2 separate regions of the Homo sapiens genome follow, and region 1 is linked to region 2. The links are chromatin loops, found by intact Hi-C in ENCODE. Cell type or tissue: heart left ventricle. All regions are shown on one strand. Links, peaks and the distances in the headings refer to the core of each region. The heading gives the core; the rest is flanking DNA.

Region 1 (8,319 bases), core at 32-8,031, 220 kb after region 2:
GCTGCAGCCAGGCCACTTACCCTCAGTGATGCAAGTGCAGGGGTCAGGGCCAGCCCTTCCCCAGGTTTTCTCAAGAAGCACTGTCCCCAGGGAGCAGGCCTGAGCCTGGAGGAATGGGCGAGAAAGGGCCAGCCTCCCTTCAACAAGCTGCACTCCTTCCCACCTGCCGACACTCACTCTTCTCCACTTCCTGTCAGGGAACCCCCTCCTGGCTGCGGCAACATTCCCTCCAGGCGCCGCCCCCGCAGCCCCCAGGCCCCTCCTCTGCGCCAGGGTGGGAGCTCAGTAATTCAAGTTATTTTTAGCCAAGCTGCATCCTCCAGGAGATTGGAGTCAAGGGGAAGCCACCCCCGCACCTCCAGGAGCTGCTTGCGGAAAGAGTGATCGATTAAAACCAGTGCTGCAAGGGCCCTGTGCCAGGCAGGCAGCAGGCGCTGAGACAGGCAGAGCCAGGACCGTGGGCCTCTCACCCGCTGGCTCCTAGGCACTGGTGCCGCGTTGTTAGGAGTGGTGGGGGTCCCCACATGTCCCTCACTGCCACCGCTCAGCAGCTGCTTGTCAGCCCAACCTCATCTGACCCTGTCCCCAGCAGCCCTGCCCACGGGGAGGAGGGCCACCGCAGAGCCATCCCCTTCTCTTATCCCCACTCTGGGCGGGATTCTTTGCCTCTGTCCCCACCAGCCTCTGCCCACCAGGGGAGATTGGGGAGGGCAGAGAAGGACCCCCATTTTGCCTGCCTGGTCATCTGTCCAATCTGAGCCTTGTCCTAGGAGACCTGCTGGGTGGGCAGGGACAACCCTGACCCCCTGACTGCCAGCACCTGGCCCTGAGGATTACTGGGAAATGGGGACCAAAGCCGCAGGTGGGCACAGGAGTAGGCAGGTGGCTGGGGGATTAACCAGGGCTGAGGAGTGCCTGGGTGAGCCAGTGACTGAGCAATGTCCACAGGCCAGGCCCTGGTAGGTGCTCGGAATGAACAGGTCCCTGGATCCCCACCACAGCCTGCCAAGTAAGTGATGCCCTGCTCCCCCTCTCCCAGATGAGGAAGCTGAGCCTTGGGGTTGAGTCTCTGCTCAAGGTCACCCAGCTGCCTGGCATCCAGGCAGGTCTGGACCGTGCTCCCCAGCCCTCGCCAGTGGCTGCCTGCTGAGGGGGTGCCTGAGAATTTGAAGAACTAATGAGTGGGTATGGGGCCGATGTAGAAAGAGGGACTAACAAATGCAATATTGCAGGGGGACGCCTGCTGGATGAGGTGGGCCCGAGTCTCCTAGCACCTGTCCCCACCTTCCATGGACACCTCAGCACTGTCCACCAGAGGGTCACTCCTTCCGGTAGGCGTCCCCTTCCTTTTCTCAAGCTGTCATCTTGGGATGACACTTCCTACACTTGGGTGACACACTTCCCACCTGAGTGTAAGAGTCTCAGGCAGTGTCCACGCCCAGGAGAGTTTCAAGGAGCGGCTTTGATGGGGAGAAAAAGCTGGGTGATCACGGGCAAGTCGCTTTACTTTTCTGAGCCTGTTTCCTCCTCTGCAACGTGGGATTAACAGGCGAGGACACTCTGAGGGTGTGGTGAGAACCAGCCACAATAAAGGCAAAGCTCCTGACTCCAGCCCCCAGCAGCAGGCCCCTTTCTCTGCTGGCGCCCAGGACTTGGGCTGTGTGCGGGAAAGGCAAGAGCACCCTCTTCCGGCCAGGCCTTGGGGTCTTCAGGGTCGCAGCGACAGCTCAGGGAGGTCCGGATCAGCTGGGAGAGCTATGAGAGCAAATGCCAACCTTCACCCTCTCCAGCCCACTGTGTTCTCTCCACCTCCACCTGATCGCACAGGGCCTGCCTCATCTTCCAGGGAGGCTCCCAGGGCGCTCCTCCAACCCCAGAAGGTTTCTGGAGCCTGCTGGCCTGGCTTGAATGGAGCCCTCTCTGGTCTACATCTAGGGGTGCTGTGCCCACAGCTTCCTCCCCTCCCAGCCTCCCCGGCTCTGCATACCGTAGGTGCTCCAAGTGATCATGGCAGTAGCCCTGGCACAGCAGATACAAGAGGTTTGGGGCTGGGACCCCCTCCCAGGACCTGTCCATAGCTCTGTGTCTGCCGCCTCATGGGAATCTTGTGTAGCCTGTGTGGCCGACCTTGTTTACGTGGAGGTGGGATTGGGCCATTTAGCAGCCTCTGAGAAGTTGAGTGACTTGCCAGGGACACAGTCAAGAAAGGGCTGCCCTTGGGCCAGAACCTGCTGCCTGCAGCCACAAGCCCTTCGTGCTCAGGGGACACTCTCAATGGGACCTTTAGAATCCCCAGCCCTCTCAGAATTCTAGCTCCTCTCTGATCTTGCTAGAGTCCCGTGTGCCGCCCTAAACAGGGCCAGAACTCATTCTCCTTCCTTAGCCTATGTTGCGCTGGGGCCTGGGAGGGGGTTACTGAAGCACTAAGTTTAGGAAACCCAGGAACACCAATGGTAGGGAGGCAGGCACCTCTCAGGGAACAAAAGTGGGTGAGGGCAGCCAGGGGCTTTCTCTGGACTCAGGAGAGAAACATCAGCAACTGCCTTCCCATGGGGTGCAGGTCTCCTGTGGCCCTCTGTACCTAGCCACTCCTCGGGCCAACGGTAGCAAATGCAGCCTCCACCCTCATCCCGGCTCAGGCCTCTCTGGTTCCCTCCCTGACTCTCCAATACTCACTGTGTGCCCTTGAGTAAATTCCTCCTCCTCTTAGACCTCAGTTTCCCCACCCATTGGCTTAGAGAGGGGAACTAGATGATCTTCAAACCCCCCTGCTCCAGCGCTTGTTTCCTAAACTCCGCCAGGGGCTCCTGGGTCACAGCCTCTGTCTCCTGGGAGGGAGTGAGGACTGGGAGACTTGGGGCTTGAAATCTTTGGGAGAAGACAGCTCCCTTGTTCATTCAGAATAATTCTTTCAAAGGTCATTTCGTCCTGTCCTGTCTCCATCTTAAAGAGTTGTCCATCTGATCCCTAGGAAGGGGCGGTCCTGGGATGCAGCCAGGGCATTAACCCCAGGACTGCTTGGTGAGCAGAGAAGTCCTTTCTCCCCAGCCCGCCAAGTCTCTCTTTAGTCTGAGCTGGGAAGAGAGGGAGGGAGGGTACAGGCGAGAGGTGCATCCAGGCAGGATGGGGTTAAAGGAGAAAGGGAGCTAGAAGGGGGCTGTGGTTGCCAAGGCAACGACATTGCTGGGGCCATTGGAGCCTGCTGGGGAGGGAAAGGAGAGGGGTGTCCCTCCCAACCCTCAGCTTCATTCTTCCTTTTCAGATGCTCTTTGTTAAAAGGGAATCTCCGTAGCCTCCTTTTGTGGCTGGGAACAGGAGTGGGGAGAGATACTTCGGGCTTCCATCCAGCCCTGTCCAACACCCTCATGTCACCCACCTACCCTATCCCTTCCCTCCCATCCTTCCTAGCAGGTCGGTTTTCTGTGCTGCTGGACTTTTCTTCCATTTATACTTGGCCAGTCCTTGGCTGCCTGAGGCCAACTGACCCCAGCCCAGGCCTGCTCAGGCAGCAGCCTGCCCTCCACCCAAGGACACTACCACCTCCTTTGTAGGCCTGCTCTGGATGTGGCAGGTGTGTCTGGCAGAAGCAGGGGCTGGCACAGAGGATGCCCTCACTCTGGGCATCCGTTGGCCATAAAGGCCACGGGCTTCTCTCGTCACATGGCAGTCACTGTCACAAGGCCCCCTCCATGGCCTCATTGGGTACAAACCACCCCGTGCCCCCCCAGATTCTGGTAGGTGCCTGGACTGCAGTAGCTCTCCATTTGGCTGTGGGACCTCTAGCCAGTCATGCCCAAGGACTCCATCTCCCCACCTGTGAAGTGGGGTGATAAAAACCATACCCCCTCCAAAGGCTGCTGTGCGGTCTCACAATCAAACCCGCGGGCCTCCCAAATGCACAGCGAGGCTCTGGGAGGCTTCCTGCCTCCTCAGCCCTGGTGCTACTCGCCTCCACTGTGGCAGGCAGGCTCCAAGAGGTGAAGATGCTCTGCTGGTGAGTGGCAGTCAGAATCGAAAACCAAGTCTGTCTGATGCCAAAGCCTGTTCCTTTAACCCACAAGAGGCATCGCCCTTGGGTAAGTCTAAAGTGGGCCAGGAGGGGCTGTGCCCAGGGATGCCCACAGGCTCTACTTCCTCTGCCTTGAACCCTCTCTGGGGGAAGACAACTCACCACCACCACCAGGAACTTGGAGCTGAGGGAGACCTGACCCAGCCTAGAGAACCTGTTCAAAATAGACAGGCACTGAATCTGGAGGTGGGGGTGGTGGGGCGTGCTGAGAAGCGCAGCTGTGAAAGGCCTGGGAGGCTGCAAGAGTGTCCCGCCGGAGGGGAGCGGGTGCCTGTCTACAGCCCACCTGCAGCACCAGACTTCATCCGCGGTCCCACTCTGCCCCCTTGCGGACGATAGGCTCACATCCCGGCTCACTCCTGGGCTAGGTGGGCCAGGTGCGCCCCCAGAGGGAGATCAGGCCTGGGGCTGAAAGGGGCGCGCGCGCGATGACCTGAGGAATGGGCCGCACCTTCCAGTTTCTGCTGGAAATGACTCTCTTTTGACAGATACTGAGCACCAGCCTGGCGTTGCATGCAGCCCATGGCCCTTTCCTTCTACCAGGAGCTTTGAATCCCAGGCTCCTGGTGGGGAGTGAACTTAACTCTATTTTCCAACCCTGCATTCCACTTTTTTTTTTTTTTTTTGAGACAGAGTTTCACTCTTGTTTCCCAGGCTGGAGGACAATGGCGCGATCTCAACTCACTGCAACCTCCGCCTCCTGGGTTCAAGCGATTCTCCTGCCTCAGCCTCCCAAGTAGCAGGGATTACAGGTGCCCACCCCCACACCCATCTTAATTTTTTGTATTCTTAGTGGAGATGGGGTTTCATCATGTTGGCCAGGCTGGTCTTGAACTCCTGACCTCAAGTGATCCACACAGCTCAGCCTCCCAAAGTGCTGGGATTATGGGCGTAAGCCACCATGGCTGGCCCCCTCCATCCCATTTTTAAACCCCCAACCCCAGGGCATTCAATCGCTGCTGGCAAAACCCTTGTATCAGGAAGCTCACTACTGCTGGGAGCAGCCCATATTTTGGAGGGAATTCTGATTGCAAAAATGCCCCTTGTCCACGAAGCTGGCATTTGCTGTCCTCAGTCACAGCTCTGTCTTCTAGGGACACACAGAATCAGGTAGCCCCTCCCTCAGAAAGTTCTAAGCAGATCCAAAGTCCCAAAGCCCACCCCACCTCCACACTTCTGTCTTGTGGGGGTAAAACAACCAGATAAAACACCCTGGTTCTGACAACCTTCACAGTCCCTCTTACCTGAAAACACTGGTAGTCCCTGTATCTCAGGAACCTCAGAGGCTGAAGGGACCCAGCCCCCGCGAGCACCGCCACTTTCCTCCACCTTGGCTTTCTCTTGTTGTTCCTTGGATCTTGTCCTTATTTTTAGCATCCACTTGCCACTGATTTTCTTTCCCCAAGCCCCGTCTCCCTCACCTGAGGCCTTGTGGGGAAGATGCATGGATGGGACTAACAATGATTGAGCACCTACTGTGTACTTAACATAGTGTTCTGTGCTTTACTCAAATTATCCAGTTTAGCCCCAAGAGGTTATTACTATTTTTATCCCCACGTTACGCTGGGAACTGAGGCTTGGCAAGCAAGGCTCTGGGTCCAGGAGAAGAGCTGACTCTTATCTCTGAGAAATCCCTCCAGGCCAGCTGGCTTCTCCACCCTGATTCTGTCATCTTCCTGGATTTGTGAAATGTGCACATTTAACTCCTCAAACATGTATCAGGTCCCCATATACTCCTGGGACTGTGACAGGAACTGCAAAAACAACCCCAGGGGTCTCCAACCCCATCACTTTGCTGAGGAGACACTATGGGATCCTACTCGGGCTTTGAATTGGGTAATGGGTCTGGACAAGGCCTGGTCAAGACAACACCCTTGCAGGCCACATGGGTTGGGCTGATCACATCCAGCCCCATCCAGCCCTATCTTGTCACCCAGGCTCACATCTTTCTCTGCCTTGTGCCCAAGGCATTTGAGAGAGACCTGGCTTATGCTCTGCTGAGTCCAGATAGTGGCTCTGCCCAAGTCTACTCCATGGAGGAGGCAAGTGGAGCCCGGCCTCCAGGCAGATTTGAGATGGAGCAAGAACCACTCACTCATGGAGGGTGAGAGTGTGTCAACCCTAGAGGAAAGGTTAAGTTCTTTGCCTTTTTGTATGTGTGTGCCAGAGACTCCATTGACATATGGTGATATTTATTGACCTCTTCTCAAAATAATGTTTCAAAATATGTAAAATAGATTAAGATTACAAAAGATTTTCATGAGCAGAGAAAGATGTCCACAAATTATGACTAAATGCATAAAATCAGGTTACAGAAGAGTTCATATAGTGTAAGTTTCCATTTATGAAAGAGAGGAGTGAAAAAGGGAGGGAGGAAGAAAAGAAAGAAAGGAGGGAGGGAGGGAGGGAGGAAGAAAGGAAGGAAGGGAGAAATAAAGAAAACTATCCCTAGAAAGAATACTATCTTTATAGACATGGATGACCCTACCATCCATCCCACTTTGAAAAGCATGACAGGGACTAGGCGTGGTTGGTCACGCCTGTAATCCCAGCATTTTGGGAGGCCAAGGTGGGTGGATCACTTGAGGTTAGGAGTTCAAGACCAGCCTGACCAACATGGTGAAAACTCATCTCTACTAAAAATACAAAAATTAGCTGGGTGTGATGGCAGGCGCCTGTAATCCCAGCTACTCAGGAGGCTGAGCCAGGAGAATCGCTTGAACTGGGGAGGCGGAGGTTGCAGTGAACTGAGATCGTGTCATTGCACTCCAGCCTGGGCAACAACAGCAAAACTCTGTCTCAAAAAAAAAGAAAAAGAAAAGAAAAGCATGACAGGTCAGTGGCTCCAGGTCATGGTCCCCTTTGGCTCCTGGACAGGTCCCCTCAGGTCACAGCCAAAGTTCCTCATTCTTGTCACTGACTCCCCCTTGCCTAACAGCTGGGATTTAACTCTGGGCCAATCCCTAACACAGCCCCAGTGGTACTGCATGACCATCGTCCATCTCTGAATCTGCCTCCCCCGTCAGACCGTGGCTTTCTGCTCACTGCTTTTTCTGCCTCTGTCGTAACAGTCTAGCTAAACCAAGTCACTACTCACTTTTTAGGAGCTGCGGGAGTCGCTACCCAGCTGGAAGGCCACATAGCAGGGCAGCCTGGTTCTTTTAAAGTCATCACAGGCTGGACATGGATTACAGGCTCACGCCTGTAATCCCAGCACTTTGGGAGGCCAAGGAGTGTGGATCACCTGAGGTCAGGAGTTCGAGACCAGCATTGCCAACATGGTAGAACCCCGTCTCTACTAAAAACACAAAAATTAGCTGGGCATGGTGGCAGGTGCCTGTAATCCCAGCTACTCGGGAGGCTGAGGCAATAGAATCGTTTGAACCCAGGAGGTGGAGGTTGCAGTGAGCCAACATCGCGCCATTGCACTCCAGCCTGGGCAATGAGAGCAAAACTCTGTCTCAAAATAAATAAATAAATAAATAAAATAAATAAAAGTAAATAAATAAAGTCATCACTGCCCCCGCTGTCAGCCTCTACCCTGCTGGCTTCTCTTTCTCAAGGATGTGGCAGTCAGACCTCCTCCTCCCTGTCCCAGTCTCCACAGCCACCTCTTCAACTTCCTGAGCTGAAGTCCTGACTTGCTGTCAGGCATCACACCACCCCCACCTCCTGTAGCCCCTGTCTTTGCCCACCAGGTTCTCTACCTGTGCTCAGCACCCCACAGGGACTTTATTCCTGCAGAGACACTCTCCTCTGGGCTCAGCTGTTTCTTTCTTGGCACCAGATCATCCATCAGTATATAAGCCTGCTTTTCATTCTCCCAACTCACACCTGTCAGAATTCTCTCCCCTTTCTCAGGAATGCTTTGGTAATGAGTCATCCACATGTCCTGCCTCCACAACCTCCTTTCCGCTTCACTCCCTAAACCTCTGCAGTATGCGTCTGTCACTCCACGAACCTGGCTTGTCAAGGAACGTTCACTGGGCATGTGTTTATTAAGCTCTTGCTCTATCTACATTATGCTGAGTTAGGCAGTGGGAAAATGAAGGTGATCAAACCAGTCCCAAACTCTGGGCTCCTATGATAATGGACACATACACAACTAAGTAAACAATGCAATTAGAGTCTGGGAAAGTTCTATAAAGAAAGCAAACCATGGCCGGGCACGGTGGCTTACGCCTGTAATCCCAGCACTTTGGGAGGCCGAGGCGGGCAGACCACCTGAGGTCAGGAGTTCAACACCAGCC
Region 2 (8,319 bases), core at 16-8,015:
GAAGCCCTCTTCTGAGCAATGAGACCCAAACCCCCAGAGGGGACGAGGAGACTGAGGCACTGATGGAGCTGGGGCTGGAGCCTGGGTTTGGGTCTCACTGGGCCTGTAGCTTGGGGCTGGCTCTGTCTGGCACTTTGCAGGCCACCCCTCTCTCCATCTGTTCTGACCCATAAGGCAAAGGCTCTCGGGCTAGGTGAGGCAGGCAGAGAGTGATGGAGCTGTGCAGTGCCCTCTGGCCAGGGTCCCTGGGAGGCAGCCGGCCTGGGCCATAGTGGGAGACTCTCACACCTGCCTGAATCTTGGCCGAAGGAAAAGGAAGGGGTTGTGGGGTGGCTGGTGGAGGGCAGAGAGCGGATTTCAGGGCAGCTGGAGGGGAGGGAGCCAGCTGCCACCTTGCTCAGGAGCAGGAAGGGAAAGTCGGGGAGAGACCAGGGGGGGCCGTGGGCCACCTTGCCTGGCCTGGTATAGCCAGGGATTGGTTAAGTGAAAGCTGTAGATCATAAGTCTGGATTCTAGGTCTCAGTCCTGGTTCTGAAGCCTAATTCTGAGTCCAAGACTGGGTCTGAGACTGAGTTCAGGTTCCCCACAAGCCATGGGGGATGGGAATGGGGCTTGGCAGCCAGGAAGAACTTCTGCAGGTAGGGCTTGGAGAGAGGGGTTGGAAGATGCTAGAAGATGCCCATGAAGTGGAGTGGGTGGAGGTAGAGCTGGGGGCCGGCCACTCACACAGCCCTCCCACCCCCACAGGGTTTCTGCCGCAGCGCCCTGCACCCGCTGTCTCTCCTGGTGCAGGCCATCATGCTGGCCATGACCCTGGCCCTGGGTACCTTGCCTGCCTTCCTACCCTGTGAGCTCCAGCCCCACGGCCTGGTGAACTGCAACTGGCTGTTCCTGAAGTCTGTGCCCCACTTCTCCATGGCAGCACCCCGTGGCAATGTCACCAGCCTTTCCTTGTCCTCCAACCGCATCCACCACCTCCATGATTCTGACTTTGCCCACCTGCCCAGCCTGCGGCATCTCAACCTCAAGTGGAACTGCCCGCCGGTTGGCCTCAGCCCCATGCACTTCCCCTGCCACATGACCATCGAGCCCAGCACCTTCTTGGCTGTGCCCACCCTGGAAGAGCTAAACCTGAGCTACAACAACATCATGACTGTGCCTGCGCTGCCCAAATCCCTCATATCCCTGTCCCTCAGCCATACCAACATCCTGATGCTAGACTCTGCCAGCCTCGCCGGCCTGCATGCCCTGCGCTTCCTATTCATGGACGGCAACTGTTATTACAAGAACCCCTGCAGGCAGGCACTGGAGGTGGCCCCGGGTGCCCTCCTTGGCCTGGGCAACCTCACCCACCTGTCACTCAAGTACAACAACCTCACTGTGGTGCCCCGCAACCTGCCTTCCAGCCTGGAGTATCTGCTGTTGTCCTACAACCGCATCGTCAAACTGGCGCCTGAGGACCTGGCCAATCTGACCGCCCTGCGTGTGCTCGATGTGGGCGGAAATTGCCGCCGCTGCGACCACGCTCCCAACCCCTGCATGGAGTGCCCTCGTCACTTCCCCCAGCTACATCCCGATACCTTCAGCCACCTGAGCCGTCTTGAAGGCCTGGTGTTGAAGGACAGTTCTCTCTCCTGGCTGAATGCCAGTTGGTTCCGTGGGCTGGGAAACCTCCGAGTGCTGGACCTGAGTGAGAACTTCCTCTACAAATGCATCACTAAAACCAAGGCCTTCCAGGGCCTAACACAGCTGCGCAAGCTTAACCTGTCCTTCAATTACCAAAAGAGGGTGTCCTTTGCCCACCTGTCTCTGGCCCCTTCCTTCGGGAGCCTGGTCGCCCTGAAGGAGCTGGACATGCACGGCATCTTCTTCCGCTCACTCGATGAGACCACGCTCCGGCCACTGGCCCGCCTGCCCATGCTCCAGACTCTGCGTCTGCAGATGAACTTCATCAACCAGGCCCAGCTCGGCATCTTCAGGGCCTTCCCTGGCCTGCGCTACGTGGACCTGTCGGACAACCGCATCAGCGGAGCTTCGGAGCTGACAGCCACCATGGGGGAGGCAGATGGAGGGGAGAAGGTCTGGCTGCAGCCTGGGGACCTTGCTCCGGCCCCAGTGGACACTCCCAGCTCTGAAGACTTCAGGCCCAACTGCAGCACCCTCAACTTCACCTTGGATCTGTCACGGAACAACCTGGTGACCGTGCAGCCGGAGATGTTTGCCCAGCTCTCGCACCTGCAGTGCCTGCGCCTGAGCCACAACTGCATCTCGCAGGCAGTCAATGGCTCCCAGTTCCTGCCGCTGACCGGTCTGCAGGTGCTAGACCTGTCCCACAATAAGCTGGACCTCTACCACGAGCACTCATTCACGGAGCTACCGCGACTGGAGGCCCTGGACCTCAGCTACAACAGCCAGCCCTTTGGCATGCAGGGCGTGGGCCACAACTTCAGCTTCGTGGCTCACCTGCGCACCCTGCGCCACCTCAGCCTGGCCCACAACAACATCCACAGCCAAGTGTCCCAGCAGCTCTGCAGTACGTCGCTGCGGGCCCTGGACTTCAGCGGCAATGCACTGGGCCATATGTGGGCCGAGGGAGACCTCTATCTGCACTTCTTCCAAGGCCTGAGCGGTTTGATCTGGCTGGACTTGTCCCAGAACCGCCTGCACACCCTCCTGCCCCAAACCCTGCGCAACCTCCCCAAGAGCCTACAGGTGCTGCGTCTCCGTGACAATTACCTGGCCTTCTTTAAGTGGTGGAGCCTCCACTTCCTGCCCAAACTGGAAGTCCTCGACCTGGCAGGAAACCAGCTGAAGGCCCTGACCAATGGCAGCCTGCCTGCTGGCACCCGGCTCCGGAGGCTGGATGTCAGCTGCAACAGCATCAGCTTCGTGGCCCCCGGCTTCTTTTCCAAGGCCAAGGAGCTGCGAGAGCTCAACCTTAGCGCCAACGCCCTCAAGACAGTGGACCACTCCTGGTTTGGGCCCCTGGCGAGTGCCCTGCAAATACTAGATGTAAGCGCCAACCCTCTGCACTGCGCCTGTGGGGCGGCCTTTATGGACTTCCTGCTGGAGGTGCAGGCTGCCGTGCCCGGTCTGCCCAGCCGGGTGAAGTGTGGCAGTCCGGGCCAGCTCCAGGGCCTCAGCATCTTTGCACAGGACCTGCGCCTCTGCCTGGATGAGGCCCTCTCCTGGGACTGTTTCGCCCTCTCGCTGCTGGCTGTGGCTCTGGGCCTGGGTGTGCCCATGCTGCATCACCTCTGTGGCTGGGACCTCTGGTACTGCTTCCACCTGTGCCTGGCCTGGCTTCCCTGGCGGGGGCGGCAAAGTGGGCGAGATGAGGATGCCCTGCCCTACGATGCCTTCGTGGTCTTCGACAAAACGCAGAGCGCAGTGGCAGACTGGGTGTACAACGAGCTTCGGGGGCAGCTGGAGGAGTGCCGTGGGCGCTGGGCACTCCGCCTGTGCCTGGAGGAACGCGACTGGCTGCCTGGCAAAACCCTCTTTGAGAACCTGTGGGCCTCGGTCTATGGCAGCCGCAAGACGCTGTTTGTGCTGGCCCACACGGACCGGGTCAGTGGTCTCTTGCGCGCCAGCTTCCTGCTGGCCCAGCAGCGCCTGCTGGAGGACCGCAAGGACGTCGTGGTGCTGGTGATCCTGAGCCCTGACGGCCGCCGCTCCCGCTACGTGCGGCTGCGCCAGCGCCTCTGCCGCCAGAGTGTCCTCCTCTGGCCCCACCAGCCCAGTGGTCAGCGCAGCTTCTGGGCCCAGCTGGGCATGGCCCTGACCAGGGACAACCACCACTTCTATAACCGGAACTTCTGCCAGGGACCCACGGCCGAATAGCCGTGAGCCGGAATCCTGCACGGTGCCACCTCCACACTCACCTCACCTCTGCCTGCCTGGTCTGACCCTCCCCTGCTCGCCTCCCTCACCCCACACCTGACACAGAGCAGGCACTCAATAAATGCTACCGAAGGCTAGATGGCTAACTCTGAGCTCACTGGAGGCATGGACAGGAGGAGGGAAGGGAGAATTCTCCAGGCCTCCACGAAGCAGCTTAGGGAAAATTGCCATAAAGACGGGACAGAGGTCTGCAGGGGAGGAAGCTGCTAAGCTCTGTTCTCTGGGGAGTCTGATGATGGTCACTGGATGTGGTCTTGGTCCTTCCCAGAGAGTAGGGGCCTCTTTTAGCCCCTCCCAGAATGCCCTGCCCTACCTTTCCCATGCAGAACCGGGCAGCACCTGACAGACTTGGCAGCACCCCTTTGTTGTGTATGGGTCTCAGGTTGTCTGTCTCCCTCGCCTACTGGACTGGAATGCCTTGAGGGCAGAGAAGCTGCAGGCTTGGTTCCTTTCTGGCGCTCAGCAAAGTCTTGAGTGGCAGCAGCTATGGGGACTGTTCATTCCAAAACGGTAGAATGAATTGCAGCAAAGGTGGAGGGGTGATTGCGCCCTCTGGTGGCCATGCCTGTGCCAAGCGGAGAAGGCTGGTTCAGGGTCGGGAGGGGAAGGCCTGTGGGTGCATCCCTGCAGCAGGGAGCTGGGAGCCACAGACAGGAGAATCCACTCCTTTCTCTTTCCACCTACAGGTGCTTGCTGGGTCTCTCCATTCTGATATTAAAGGGACACCTAGGCAAGCCACCTCCCTCCCTCCCTCCCTCCTTCCCTCTCTCCCTCCCTCCCTCCGTCCCTCCCTCCTTCCTCCCTCCCTCCCTCCTTCCTTCCTTTCTCTCTCTCTCTCTCTCTCTCTCTCTCTTCTTTCTTTCTGAGACAAGGTCTCACTCTGTCACCCAGGCTGGAGTGCAGTGGCATGAACACTGCAGCCTTGACCTCCTGGGCTCAAGCGATCCTCCCACCTCAGCCTCCTGAGTAGTTAGGACCACAGGGGTGCACCACCATACTCAGCGAATTTTTTATTTTTTTGTAGAAACAGGATCTCACTATGTTGCCTAGGCTGGTCTCAGACTCTTGGATGCAAGTGATCCTCCCGCCTCAGCCCCACAAAATGCTGGGATTATAGGCGTGAGCCACCAAGCCTGACCTTTTTTTTTTTTTTTTTTTTTGCCACAGTCTTGCTCTGTCACCCAGGCTGGAGTGCAATGCAATGGTGGGATCACAGCTCACTGCAGCCTCAACCTTCTGGGACCAGGTGCTCCATCTCACCCTCCCATGTAGCTGAGACTACAGGCCACACCCAGCTAAATTTTATATTTTTAGTAGAGACCAGGTTTCACCACGTTGCCCAGGCTGGTCTTAAGCTCCTGGGCTCAAGCAATCCTCCTGCCTCGGCCTCCCAAAGTGCTGGGATTACAGGTGTGAGCCACTGCACCCGGCTTCTATATGTGATAGTGTACATTTCAGGATAGAGCTGGGAGCCCCAATGACCAGTGTTTGGAGAGGTCAGGGTCTGTCCTCAGCAGGATCTCCTCCACACTGTGTGTGGAGCCATGAGGAGCGTCAGGCCTGGAGCCCCTGAGGGGCCCTCTCTTGGGCTGGCAGCCTACACCATTACCACAGCCAAAACTGCCCTTTGAGGAGCAGGGGAGAAATATGCAGGCTGACAGGTTGGAGCTGGGGCCCGGTTTGGCCGGTCCAGGCCAGTTTGAGATCTGCTTGTCCACTCAGGGCCTCTGGAGGGGAGAGCTAGAGCTGGCAGCAGACAGCTAACTTGGTGGGCTCATCATGGCAGCCCTTGGAGGGTTGCTTTTGCCCTACTCCCCAGGGCATGGCTGTGGGGGAAGTCTATGCTGCCGTCCTCTTTCTGACTTGGGTACAGGGGCTCCTGTGGTGGGCTGTAGATCCCTGTTATCTGCTCATCTGAAAGAAGGAGGGTCTCTGACCTACCAATCGGAAGCCCTGTGCCCCACGTGGGCTCTGACCCAACCTGTCATCCTTCCTTGGCTGCCTGCAGAGAAAAGAAAACAATAGTCTTTTCCCCCTGGCTGGAGTCTAGGGAAGTCCACTGTTGAGTGGCTCTGAGACTATTCTGGCCACAATCAGGGGCAGGGACAGGAAGCTGGAAACAGAATCCCATTCAGGGAACCATATTTTGCATGTGGGAGGCAAGGCAAACCTGCCTGTCTTGGGATTGCCAGGCCCACCCTCCAGCAGTTCCTGGTGGACCTTCCATCTCCCCACCCCCCACCCACGCTCACAGCCCTGATGCTTTTGGGGCTGGAGATTCAGGAGAGCATTTGGAGAGGAAGCACACGGGCCATGGTAGGGGGCTGTTGGGCTCGGCTCAGGTGAGTCTGGGGGTCTGTGGCACTTGGCTCTGTGCTGTCTACGTGATCAGAGAAGCCGCGCACCACTATCTCAGGTCCTGCAGGAAGTGGTTGGAGCTGGGCCAGGGTGGGGCTGGGTGGGAGGCGGCGCCCTCTGCATTGTAGTCAGGAAGGGTACTCAGAGATGGCTCCAGGTTCTCTCCTCCACACGGCGGCCATCCTTGCCCATCAGCACGGCCAGGAAAGAGACAGGACTCAGGCCAGATTGCCTGGGCTTGCCTGCCAGTTCTGCCATTTGGATTGTCTCAGGCAGGTGACCTCCCCTACTGGAGCCTCAGCTTGCTCGCTCTATAAATGGGAATGAGCAGCGCCACTCTGCAGGACGTTGGAGGGATTCGTACACTATGGGTAAGGGTCTGAAACACTGAGCAGGGCCTCAGTTATTATTAGGTGATGGGATTTACACGCAGGACCCTCAACTGATGTGGCTTCAGTGTTTCTCTCTCCACCCAGTGCCTCCCAGGGCACTGACAGGGTTCAGATGTGGTTGCATCAGAGGCACATGCAGCTGGGACAGTAGCTGTCTCTGGGAGCAGGACCAGGGCTCCTGGGAAAGTCCATGGACCTGGTGTTATCCCCTCGTGTTGGGGAGCAGAGAGTGCTTCCCAGCACAAGGAAGTAGAGGAGCAGGCATGAGACTCAGGCAACCTGATAGAGGAAAACTTCAAGGAGAGGAATGTCTGTTCACTAAGATTTCAAATACAGTTTGCCCTTTTCCCTTTAGGACACCTTATTTAATGCCGTCAGCTTCTAAATATCCTTAGAGAACTTTCATGACATCGTAGTTTCACACTAGAGTTGCTTATAAAAGCCAAACTTCCTTTCTTTTCTTTCTTTTTTTTTTTTTTTGTAAGACGGACTCTCGCTCTGTTACCCAGGCTGGAGTGTAGTGGTGTGATCTTGGTTCACTGCAACCTCCGCTTCCCGGGTTCAAGCGATTCTCCTGCCTCAGCCTCCCAAGTAGCTGGGATTACAAGTGCGCACCATCACGCCTGGCTAATTTATTGTATTTTTAGTAGAGATGGGGTCTCATCATGTTGGCCAGGCTGGTCTCGGACACCTGACCTCAAGTGATCCACCTGCTTTGGCCTCCCAGAGTGTTGGGATTACAGGCGTGAGCCATGGAGCCCGGCCCAAACTTCCATTTTTAAGCAGTTCACGAATCCCGCCTACTTCCTGCAGATCACCCGGTCCTTCGTTCTCATAACCCCAAGAAGCAGGGAGGGGCACATGCACCTGAGGGCCTTGCTTCTGCTGGCTCTGGGTCTTACGAAGGAAGAGTGGATCTTCCTAAGCATTCAGGTAGCAACATTACCCCAGCTGGAGGAGAACAATCCCATTTGAAGGAAGGGAGGTGATGGAGTCCTGGGCGTGGGAATGACAGGGACAATGGAAAGCCCTGAAAGCTCCTGTGAGGCAGCAGAGCCAGGAATGCTAAGCGAGGCTCGTTTCCTGAGCAGGAAGGAACTGAATCATGATTCCGAGGTGATGTGGTTTCCATCAAGCCCTGTAGCCTGCCTAGGTGTATGGTTTTATCTGATGGGAGTGTGACTCAGCCGAGCTCTGAGGGTGTGTGCCCCAGGCCCACTGCCAGCTTCCTGGGAAGGGGTGCCAGCCCAACTCTGTACAGAGAGGAGAAAACACAGCTGCCGTTTCTAGAGCTACGAGAAGGGAGGCGAGGTCAAAGGACTCTGCTCAACTCCAGCTGCTTGGTTTTGCTTCAGCTGTCTCAGTCTTTCTAGTAAACTTGACCTGTTGCCATTGGGTTTCTTTTTCTTTCATTCAGTACACATTTGTTTAGCATCCACTATGTATTAGGCACTGTGCTGGACTTTAAGGACACGGAAGTGAGAATACAGGGCACCTGTCCTCAGGGAGATGACATTACAACAGGGCAAATGGCCAGCAGGGGAAAAGTCATTGTGGGTGGTGACCAGAGCTCTGAAGGGCATCATGTCAGAGGCCAAGCAATGGTGAGACTGCAAGACGGTCTGCCTTAGCCGGCATGCTCAGCATGGTCTCCTTGGGGACCCTT

Evidence for each region. Hi-C counts contacts between places; a loop is a spot of excess contacts. Peaks named below come from ENCODE experiments on the same cell type or tissue, not always from the same donor. Only the 100,000 strongest peaks of a DNase experiment are listed, where the experiment ranks them.
Region 1: it touches region 2 in a loop (4-fold over the local background); 15 of 110 quality-filtered maps call a loop at or near these places.

What each region holds. Positions count from the first base shown.
Region 1 is chr3:51,997,753-52,006,071 of GRCh38, reverse strand. No RefSeq gene overlaps it. Among named protein-coding and RNA genes, the nearest start is that of RPL29, 6.0 kb to the right of the region's middle. RefSeq lists an enhancer at 723-1,603. In heart left ventricle, for the core only: CTCF peaks have their summits at 1,687 (motif pointing left), 4,217 and 4,421 (motif pointing left); DNase peaks (open chromatin) are centred at 237, 511, 1,681 and 4,391; H3K4me3 peaks cover 456 bases; H3K27ac peaks cover 1,423 bases.
Region 2 is chr3:52,216,741-52,225,059 of GRCh38, reverse strand. It overlaps TLR9 (toll like receptor 9), which reads left to right. Exons shown (of 2, transcript NM_017442.4): 2 at 748-3,980. The coding sequence ends at 3,843. Among named protein-coding and RNA genes, the nearest start is that of TLR9, 4.7 kb to the left of the region's middle. In heart left ventricle, for the core only: a CTCF peak has its summit at 4,461 (motif pointing left); DNase peaks (open chromatin) are centred at 2,874, 4,469 and 7,874; H3K4me3 peaks cover 767 bases; H3K27ac peaks cover 2,584 bases.